Regions from separate parts of the Homo sapiens genome. Here all the other regions are linked to region 1. Evidence: chromatin contacts called from ENCODE Hi-C or POLR2A ChIA-PET data. All regions are on one chromosome and are shown on one strand. Each heading gives the region's core, a stretch centred on a gene start or an enhancer-like site at or near the end of the contact. The rest is flanking DNA. Distances are from core to core; before and after follow the strand shown.

Region 1 (3,272 bases), core at 572-3,071:
ATCTAGGCTCACCACAACCTCCGCCTCCCGAGTTCAAGTGATTTTCCTGCCTCAGCCTCCTGAGTAGCTGGGGTTACAGGCATGCACCACCACACCCAGCTACTTTTGTATTTTTAGTAGAGACGGGGTTTCTCCATGTTGGTCAGGCTGGTCTTGAACTCCGGACCTTAGGTGATCCACCCGCCTCGGCCTCCCAAAGTGCTGGGATTACAGGCGTGAGCTACCGCGCCTGTCTTGGCTGACAGATTTTGATACACAGGGAAATGTATTTGGCCAAGTCTTTTTTTTTTTTTTTTTTTTTTTTTTTTTTTTTTTGAGATGGAATTTCGCTCTTGTTGCCCAGGCTGGAGTGCAGTGGTGAGATCTTGGCTCACCACAACCTCCGCCTCCTGGGTTCAAGCGATTCTCCTGCCTCAGCCTCCCGAGTAGCTGGGATTATGGGTGTCTGCCACCACGCCCGGCTAATTTTTTTTTGTATCTTTACTAGAGACGGGGTTTCACTATGTTGGCCAGGCTGCTCTCGAACTCCTGACCTCAGGCGATCCACCCGCCTCAGCCTCCCAAAGTGCTGGGATTACAGGCGTGAGCCACTGCGCCCAGCTTAAGGCCGAGTCTTATCACTCATATGACTTCTTGATGTCTCTGAGCTCCTATCATGTAAGACCATGCAATTATGTTACTCCTTGAGAAATTCCTTTAATAATCTGGAAGGATTCCCTCACTCACAACTTTAAAAAAGATTTCTTGGCCAGGAATGGTGGCTCATGTCTGTAATCCCAGCACTTTGGGAGGCCGAGGTGGGCGGATCACTTGAGGTCTGGAGTTCGAAACCAGCCTGACCAACATGGCGAAACCCCGTCTCTACTAAAAATACAAAAATTAGCTGGGCGTGGTGGCGGGAGCCTGTAGTCTCAGCTACTCAGGAAGCTGAGACAGGAGAATTGCTTGAACCCGGGAGGCAGAGGTTGCAGTGAGCCGAGATCGCCCCACTGCACTCCAGCCTGGGTGACCGAGCGAGACTCCATCTCAAAAAAAAAAAAAAAAATTAGGCCTTTAAAAAAAAAAAGGAATTCCTCCTTAAGTCCTGTTCTTGATTTCCAACTGATTCACAGTGCCCCTACTGGAAAATTTGCAGTGAATCCTAAAGCTTAGTAGCACCTATAATAGATACATGTCCTGATATTTTGAGTGAGGTGTCCATAAAGGATTACCCTAGGAAAGTGCAACTTTCACTCTCATTAGAAGAATTAATTTTTGCTTATTTGATTTGTTAAAATTGCTTTACTCCTACAGTTAAGTGAGAGGGTGGTGGTGGTTGTTGCCCGTAACCACATACGGCATTACTCCAGGGTTTCACGTCGTGACTGAGGGGCCTCCTAAGTGTATACAGCAGAGTATGTTCGGGCTGGACCTAGATAGTCGGACAGAACACCGACAGGGTCTTCACATTCTTTAAGCACTCTCACCCAGTCCCGGAGTCCGAGCCAAGATGGCTTCCCAGAAGTAGGTAACTAAGTGTTGTTTTAGTTCACAGCGCCCCCAATGGCGGGGGTCAAAAAAAGATGCCGAGGGGCCTGGCCGCCTGTGAACTGAGTCGTCAGAGGCGAGCCGCCGCCAGATTTTATTTTCAATCAGGCATATTTGTGGTCGCCTACGTACCCTTCTCATCCTCCTAGGACCTTCCACCCTCAAGAGACTTCCTGGATGGCGCTCACACTAGCTCGCTGGAAGAGGCCGGGCTTCGGTGCTGCCATTGGCGGATGGGAGCGCAGGGGGGCGGAGCCTAGGGAGAATGGACTACTAGCAAGCTAGATTGAGGCGAGGGCTGGCCATGCTCCGCCGGAAGGCGCCTTGTTCTCGGAGAGGGTGAGTTGAAACGCTGCCTGGAAAGGAAGTACCAGGACTTGCACAGGTAGGCTTCCCGCTCGCACCCGCTCCTCAGTGCTGGGCCAGGAGTCAGCAAAAGCTGAGGCTCTCAGAGATTTGATTTAAGTAACTCCTTCTCCTCTCTCTTCCACCCCCTGCTCGCCCCCCAGTTGTGAGGGATCAGGTGCGGGGTGATGCTCCGGACTGAACCAGTCTCCTTTGTGAGAGGCCGGGGGAGAGGGTGGCTGCCGGGCCGCGGGGTCCGAGCCGGGCCGAGCCGCGAGGGACTGCTTGGGACGCTGTGGAGTTTTCAGGGCTTGTCATTGCATTACTGGGCGTAGTGTAGATTGGAGGCGGCGCCTTGTTCTCCTCTCTTCAGAGAAGGGAAAACTCCTCGGCCCCGTTTGGTTACTCCATACTTTGGATTCAGAAATAGGTGGTTAGGGTTTTCTACTTCTTTTTATTTTTTTTTCTTCTGTATTTTAATAATAAAGGTGGGTAGGAAAGCATGGGGTAAGCGTAAGCAGATTGTTACTCATTCTCAGGTGTAAGTTCTGTGGGTCTCCTGGCAGTGAAGAGCAGGCTGTTGGAGAATGTTTAGAGATGGTGGGAAGAGAGGAGCTCAAGCCTTGCATCCTCCTTGACAGGTCTGCAGAGCTCACTGGTTTTCCGTTGCATTATGTAAACTCGTCACTGATAGAAGACCCTTCCCCCTGCTTTGGAACGAATGCAGTTTATTTACCTGTCTCTAGTGTCGCAGGGAATTTCCCTGCAGCAGCTGTATAAATGCAGCAGCCTCTTGCTTTTTAAGGGACAGTCTTGAAGCGGTTAGGGTCTTCACAGAAAAGGTATATAGTGGACCCATCTCTTTCGTATGGCTAAGCAAAGTGAGCCAGAAGTCAAAGATTTAGAACTCTGTCTTTTTCTATTAAAGAATAAACAGCGGAGCGCCCCAAACACAAGCCAGGGGAGCTGCCTTATCAGTGTCTGCTGCATCCTACCATCACAGCGGCGTCTACAGATCGTTTCATCTCCATGCTTTTCTGAGTTTGTCGACTCAGTCAAGGATTCTCAGCCTAGGTTAGCATATGCTGAAGTCATCTGGTGTGGGGCACATTACATATCGAAAGTGAGTTTGTGATTTGAATCGTGTCCTGTGTTAGTTAATTAGATCGTGTCTTCTGCTTAGGAATTTCTTTTGTATTGGTCATCCAATAGGTTTCAGAACAAATTCTAGTCAACCTCATAGAGCAAGATATGAGAAACTTATTTCAAGTACTTTGGAATTATCCCAACCCTTAAAAAAAGAGTTATGATAAGAAAAACATTTTCCATGTAAGAAGACCTTCTGCTGCAAGAGAGGCGTGTCAGTGGATCTGAAGGCAAGTGAAAGATATTGGCCAAAG
Region 2 (3,272 bases), core at 304-2,803, 1.1 Mb after region 1:
GCTTACATTCTTGGGTTAATGTGAAGATTAAACAAGGTAATGAATATTACATTTCTTGAATATTTATAGTAAACATTCAAGAAATGTTTTGACTCTAGAAGTTACAATAAATCAATTATGAAATAACAAATTAGCATTTGATGCTAAATGTTGGGAAATTTGGGGCAGGTAAACTCTAAAGTGGATTGGAATAGGTAATTTCTAGTAAGGTGGAAGCAGGGTGGATAGGATGAAATGATTAAAAAATGAGAACTACTATGAGTTAGAGTTGTATCATTTCTCCATATAACTTGAATCTTTATACTTCAAACATTTGCACATTACATGTATATTTGTACATATAACACATACTTGTATATATATTCCCTATTACTATAATAGTATTTATTAAGAATAATGATGAATATTGTGCCGGGGAGTCCTCTAATTATGGCTTAAAAAGAAATCTTTCAGCTTGGGCAACATGGCGAAACCCCATCTCTACAAAAAAATACAAAAATTAGCTGGGTGTGATGGTGCACGCCTGTAGTCCCAGCTACTTACTGAGGCAGGAGATCGCTTGAACCTGGGAGGTCAAGGCTACAGTGAGTCGAGATTTCACCACTGCACTCCAGCCTGGGACACGAAGTGAGACCCTGTTTCAAAAAAAAAAAAAATTTAACAGAGTAAGAACCTATACTTTAACTGGAGGGCGATGTGAGGAGTCAAAATAATTGATTAATCAATTATGTCCTCAGCATTGAAAGTCATTGTTTTTGTCTGGAGATGTGTAAAACGTACACTTTGATCTCCAGTTGTTTATAGTCTACTTGGGAATATAAATCTAACAAGAAATATGTAATAACAATAATAACAGCTAACATTGTTGAGTACTGTGTACCGGGCATTGTACTGAGTACATTATATAAATTATTTTACTTAATCCTCATAACCATCAGAGTAGGAAGATTTCATCTTTTTTCCCTCTTTTTATAGTTGGAACTGAGGCTTAGATGTGTGCAAATAAGTGGCAAGGTTCAGATTCAAAATCAGCTAAATTTTATTTGAAGCCTAAAACACTTAACCCACCTACCTTTTATCTACTAAGCCTGTTAGTTCAAAGATTACCTGAAGGTAAATTTTATCAGGCCAGCTTTGGATCTGGGGGGAAAAAATGAAGGTAAATTTTAACTTGAATCGATCTAGACTGTTTATAATGGAATCTGTTGCCTAGCATAAGTTAAGCATGTTGAGGTCACAAAGGATAAGAAATTACCCTTAAGGGATGAAAATTCTTTAGAATAGAATGCAGTAGGCCCACGCAAACAACAACGTGTATAAATAGCTTAAATTAGCCTGTTTTTGCCTAAGTACATTAACTCAAAAGGAAACTCGGTTTAAGAAGTTCACTCCAAAAATAGTGCAAGAAGCATCACTGGTCCATAAAGAGGGGTGGAGTGGGTTACGTCATTTCAGCACCTTTTAAGGTAAAGGAGGAGGGAATCCTCTTGAACTCATTAGCCAATCAGGTTCTGAAGACACTTCCCAAGGCGACTTCCTGTCTCTCCACTTTCTTTCCCTCTCCGTTTTGGTGGGCTGGTGAGTGTGCGCTTAATTTTGCTCTCTAATTGTTTTGAATTTCTCTTCCATTTGAGTTATATACCCAGGTGGCAGGCCTTTATTTCAAGTCGGCATAGGAGTGTGTGTGAGTCGCAAGGAGATTAATTTCGGCTGTGTGGAGGTTGGGAGAAGGCAGTGAAATGCTCTTCCTGGCTTGTTTCCACGTGGGCCTCTGCAGTACTGGGTTTGCCTTCCGTCTCCGAGTCCTGGTGACCCAGGAACAATAGACTGTGCTTCATGTGCACAGTGCGTGTGTTCTTGGAAAACGCCGGCTTCATTTTGCTTGGCGGGAAAGATATTATCATCCTAATGCTGTTTTGATTTATATCTCCCTGGGTGAGGTCAGATTTCGGGAGAAGGCGTTCAGCTCAGTAGAGTTTAATTCTCCGGTGAGTGTCTAGAGGGCCCAGGTCCTTACTGGGTTTGTGGAAGCTGCAGCGTACCTTGTCTTTCTCCTGGCCTTCGCTCAGATCATTTCGGCTTTCTTGGTGAACCTGGGCAGCAAACTCTGAAGACAGATAAGCCTTAAAAGGAGCTCCTAATTTTTAATGTTGCCACTGTGGTGATTGTGTCCTTAAAAGCTATGGAAAAAGATTAGGGACCTTAGTTCAGGGCAAGCCTCTAGATTTAAATTCCAGCGCCACAGTTTACAGCTCTGGTGACCTTGGGAGAAGCAGTGAGCCATTCCGAGGCTTAGCTTTCCAAGATCAGATAAAATATATAAAAACTAGGCTCTAGTTGGTGTGTAATAAATGTTAGGTACCTTTAGAAGTAAGCAGTACTTATTTATTTACAGCAAGTATTTTGGATATCTGTTTTCTCATAAAAAGTTTGCTTAGTGACCTTCAATGTCATTTCACTGAATTCCTTTCTTTTGGTACATGTTAATTTTAATGTGATGTTTGTGTTGGATATTCTTATAGGCAGAAAGTGTGAGAAAGACAAATAATAAACCAGTTAATCGAATGTAGTAATAGGTATTTGTAGGCCTCCCATAATTTTTATAATTCTCAAGCATTGTTAAAATTTATTTTTTGGGGCATGGCGGCGCATGCCTGTAATCCCAGCTACTCGGGAGGCTGAGGCAGGAGAATCGCTTGAACCCGGGAGGTGGAGGTTGCGGTGAGCCGAGATCGCGCCATTGCACTCCAGCCTGGGCAACAAGAGCGAAACTCTGTCTCAAAAAAAAAAAAAAAAAAAAAAAAATATATATATATATATATATATGTATACACATCATATATATATATATTTTTGAATAGGTAATACATTCACATGGTTCAAAATTCAAAAGATATCAAAGTTTCTTATCCCCTTCCCTAAGCCATCCAATTCCTCTCCCTCATAACAGTGTTACTAAGATATTTTATGCATATAAGCAAATATGTGTAGGTATCCTTCCCTTTTACTATACCTACTCTACTATGTGTCTTACTTTTTCCACTTAAGTTCCATGAGTAGAGTGTTCACATTCTTCATAATGGTAACATAGTATTCTTTAAAAATTATTTTTTTTAAAAAATATATTTTTTCAGTAGGTTTTCAGGGTATAATGGTAACTCAGTATTCTAATTTATGTACCTACTATAATTTATTTAGCTTTTATCAGTAGGTATTCAGATAGTTTATGATCTTGATATTTCCCCCTCAAATGAATAACCTTGTAAATCAGT
Region 3 (3,272 bases), core at 304-2,803, 1.1 Mb before region 1:
TGGCTTCTGTCAGAAACTCGGCCCAGCCTGACCGCTGCCTCCTGGCCCTGTCATTTCCCCTCCATCACGCGCTTCCTTCTGGAAGCCGGAAGCAGGAGGTGGGAAGCTGCGGAGGTAGTGACAAAATCATGGTGTAACAAGAAGCTCCTAGGGCCGAAGTGACTGGAGAGGTGGCCACATACTATGAGAAACACCAGCGCACCGGCAGGGCCTGGGGAGTTCTGAGCTCTCCCGGGCTGTGTGAAGCCGCAGCCAGCCCACTTTTTTCTCAGTATGGCAGTGCCATCTGACCTGGCCCAGCCCATCTTGTTCGGGTCATGGTTCGTCTTCCTGGGCATTCTGATGCATTCCCACTTCATATTTGCACTGGGATTTCAGTTTACTAAGCATTCCACACCCATTACTGCTTTCAATCCCTTCAACAACACTGAGAATAGGTGGGCAGGTATTTTTATCTCTATGTGAATAATAACACATGGGGACTCAGAAAAATTAAAGGCCCCAGGAGAGAAGGCTAGTGAGGGGCAGTGACGCTTAGGGACAAACAACTGGTTCTCCTGCCTCCTGCCTGAGGACTCCTGCCTGAGGAGAATATAGTAACAAAAGCCTCTGTCTTGCAATTGCAGCCATTAACACATCTCTTTCATACCCACTACTCACTGGACTGTTAACTCCTTGAAGACAGAAACTCTGTGTGTGTGTGTGTGTGTGTGTGTGTGTGTATTTAATGGGAGCAGTACTTTCTTGAGGCATAATTACATGAAAATACACTAATGATGCATTTGATATATATATAGCCATCACCCAAGATAAAGATATGGAACATTTCCACCACCCCTGAAGGTTTCCTCGTGCCCCTTTTCAATCCATCCTTCTACCCCAGAGGCAAACAGTGCCCTAATTTCTATCACCTGTGATGCGTTTTGCCTGTTCTTGGACTTCATCTGTATGGAGTCATAGTTTGCACAGAGACTGAATCCCCAGAGCACGACACAGCCTGGCACATGGCAGGTATACAATGCCAAAGAAAGCCTGGTTCTTAAACTACCTGTGAGAGAGAGTTCGTCCCACCGGGAAACTGAGGCGGTGGGCGGTTAGTGACCTGCCAAAGGCACGAGTGTATGATGTGGTGGATCCCGGACTCCAGCCAGCCTAATTCCGAACCCAAGGCCTCCTCCGGGCCCCCAGCCCTCCCTGGGCACTTCCTCCAGGGCTCCGGGTGGAGCGGGTCTGACGATCCCGGACGAACAGCGCCCCCTGCTGCCGGCCCAGGCCCCAGGCCCTCCTCTCCTTTGGGGGGGGATGTGACAGGATGACACAGGCCTTGCGCCCAGCGCAGTGACGGGCACAGGGCAGGGACTTGTGGGATAAAAGTCACCTGCCCTTTTATTTTCCTCGGAAAAGAGCTTTTCCTAAACTTTGGGGGCTTTCTATCTCCAGAATTAACAGACAAAGGGAGAAGAGGTCTTTTTGGTGGAGCGCTGCTGCCCCCATGCGGGTGGATGGCGACACTACCGAAGAGCAGGCGATCAAGCCTGGTATTTTTGGGTTTCAGGTTCTGCGGCTCCCTGAGACCAGCAGATTCCTGGTCTCCGGGTCCCTGGGTCCCGGACGTGTCCATCAAGGCGTCCATTAGGGCCATCACCTAATGGACAAGCATCAGGGTAAGGGGGGAGGTGCTATTGGGGGGGGGTCCCTCAGAGAATCAGCCCTAGCTCTGTGTGGGGGCAAATACGGCCTCCCCACCTCCTTCCCTCCCAGGAGACACTGGCCTGAGCATAAGTCTCGAGGGTCTGCCCTGTACTAAGCAAGCGCTTAATCAGGTGAGATCAAGGTCTGATCTTGGCTGGTTTGGAGGGGCAGCAGAGGTGCGGTGAGGGAGGCGGCTCAGCGGTGGGGCCAGCAGCACCTCCCCAGCCTGCTTGCGGGCCCGGTGCAAGTCACCGAGGGGCCGGCAGCCCCTCCCAGCCTGGCATGTTGGCCTTGCTGCACCTGCGGTTGGGGGGTGGTGTAACGGCCCAGCCTGCTCCCCTCGGCACGTGGCCTGGGGCGATGCTATCTCTAACTCAGTATTTTAAACTCTTCTTTCCAGAGGATGTGGCTTCTGCGGGAGAGCTTCAAAGGGTGCCCTACTTGCCCCTCTTGGTAACCATGACGTCATGGAAATGGGAGGGGACCGCCCCAGCCCCCAAACACCTGGAGGGAAGTGGGAGACTTTTTCCACTTCCTGTTCTACTTGTGGCTACTGACTCAATGTCTGACCTGTTTATTAATTGCAAAATATAGCTCTATGTGTGCTACCCAGAGAGGCCTCAGGCCTGTGTGTCTCTGTGTGAAAGGAGGCCTGCACTCCCCACCCCTCGCCGCGTTGCCCAGGTGGCCTTGACACAGACGCAGGGCGCTGGTGGTCCTGCAGCCTTCCGGCAGCCAGAATGACAGCACTGGGTCTCCATGTGCTTGCTCCCCCAGACTCATCCCAGTCAGAAGCTCGTCTTCCCACACATGGCTCACGGAGGTAGATGGGTTTTAGAGTAGGACTCATGGAGAAACTGAGGCGAACCCACATAAAGTGACTGTTGGCTCTGGACCTCAGTGTGGTCACACAGTGAGGTCAGACTCCCAGGTACCCTGCGTGATTTACCACAGTCCCTGTCCTCCAGGCTTTGTTGGATAGATGTGTGCCTGCCTGGGGGCTGCCCTGAGCAAGGGGCCACCACTCAGGCTTTCCTTGTTCTGAAGTTCTTGACAAGTTACTTTAGCTCTTGGCAAAACTGTGAAGCATTGACTCACCTGACCACTTCCTCTACTAATCCCCACTTTCCTTTCTCCTGTACTCCCCACTCCTCACACTCAGCTCCCCCCACCCAGAGCCTAACTGCAGGAGTCATTCACTTATTCATTTAACGGCATCTGTTGTGTGCCAGGCACTGTTCTAGTTCCTGGGGACACATTGATGACAAGGGACATTCCCATCCCACAGAGCACACAGGCCAGGGGACTTCCACACTAGGATGGTACCTGATAATAAGGTGCTATAGGCCTGTCTGTATACGTGATCCCAGGGGAGTTGAATTTTATGTTTGGACCTAAAAAATAAGCAACTCCTTAAGACTCAGATGGCTGCCCCCAGTGAGGGTAGCAGCAGAGGGGTTGCTCTGTCAGAGCTGAAGACCTCACCAGGATGCTCCTGAAGCACGTGCTTGCATAGCCTGCCCTTTCTCCTGAGTGGCTGTGACTCCAGTTGCACTCAGAGGTCAAGTCTTCAAGTGAAG

Evidence for each region. Hi-C counts contacts between places; a loop is a spot of excess contacts on that map. ChIA-PET counts read pairs that join two places held with the same protein, here RNA polymerase II (POLR2A). Pooled maps may share reads with other maps.
Region 2: a map of breast epithelium shows a loop between it and region 1 (10-fold over the local background). The contact joins the promoter of CCNB1IP1 here to the promoter of CHD8 in region 1. A Hi-C loop is called at or near these places in 2 of 168 maps with a recorded cell type or tissue (breast epithelium and naive thymus-derived CD4-positive, alpha-beta T cell), 3 of 37 single-sample maps with no recorded cell type and 13 of 50 pooled maps. POLR2A ChIA-PET finds 5 or more read pairs at or near these places in 2 of 52 experiments (GM10248 and activated CD4-positive, alpha-beta T cell).
Region 3: a loop to region 1 is called in a pooled map, with 11 times the contacts of the local background. The contact joins the promoter of LINC02332 here to the promoter of CHD8 in region 1. A Hi-C loop is called at or near these places in 5 of 50 pooled maps.

What each region holds. Positions count from the first base shown.
Region 1 is chr14:21,454,672-21,457,943 of GRCh38, reverse strand. CHD8 (chromodomain helicase DNA binding protein 8) reads left to right here and starts at 1,821. Exons shown (of 38, transcript NM_001170629.2): 1 at 1,821-1,912. LOC124903283 (a long non-coding RNA gene) reads right to left here and starts at 1,547. Exons shown (of 2, transcript XR_007064064.1): 1 at 1,467-1,547. RefSeq lists enhancers at 421-972, 1,249-1,298, 1,309-1,358, 973-1,524, 1,389-2,078.
Region 2 is chr14:20,331,560-20,334,831 of GRCh38, reverse strand. CCNB1IP1 (cyclin B1 interacting protein 1) reads left to right here and starts at 1,553. Exons shown (of 7, transcript NM_021178.5): 1 at 1,553-1,578. RefSeq lists an enhancer at 1,474-1,783.
Region 3 is chr14:22,555,343-22,558,614 of GRCh38, reverse strand. It overlaps LINC02332 (long intergenic non-protein coding RNA 2332), which reads left to right and starts at 1,553. Exons shown (of 3, transcript NR_146543.1): 1 at 1,553-1,664; 2 at 1,762-1,823; 3 at 2,093-2,304. LOC105370399 (a long non-coding RNA gene) reads right to left here and starts at 2,049. Exons shown (of 2, transcript XR_007064066.1): 1 at 1,049-2,049. RefSeq lists enhancers at 948-1,157, 2,018-2,357, 2,408-2,507, 3,088-3,217 and a silencer at 1,858-1,907.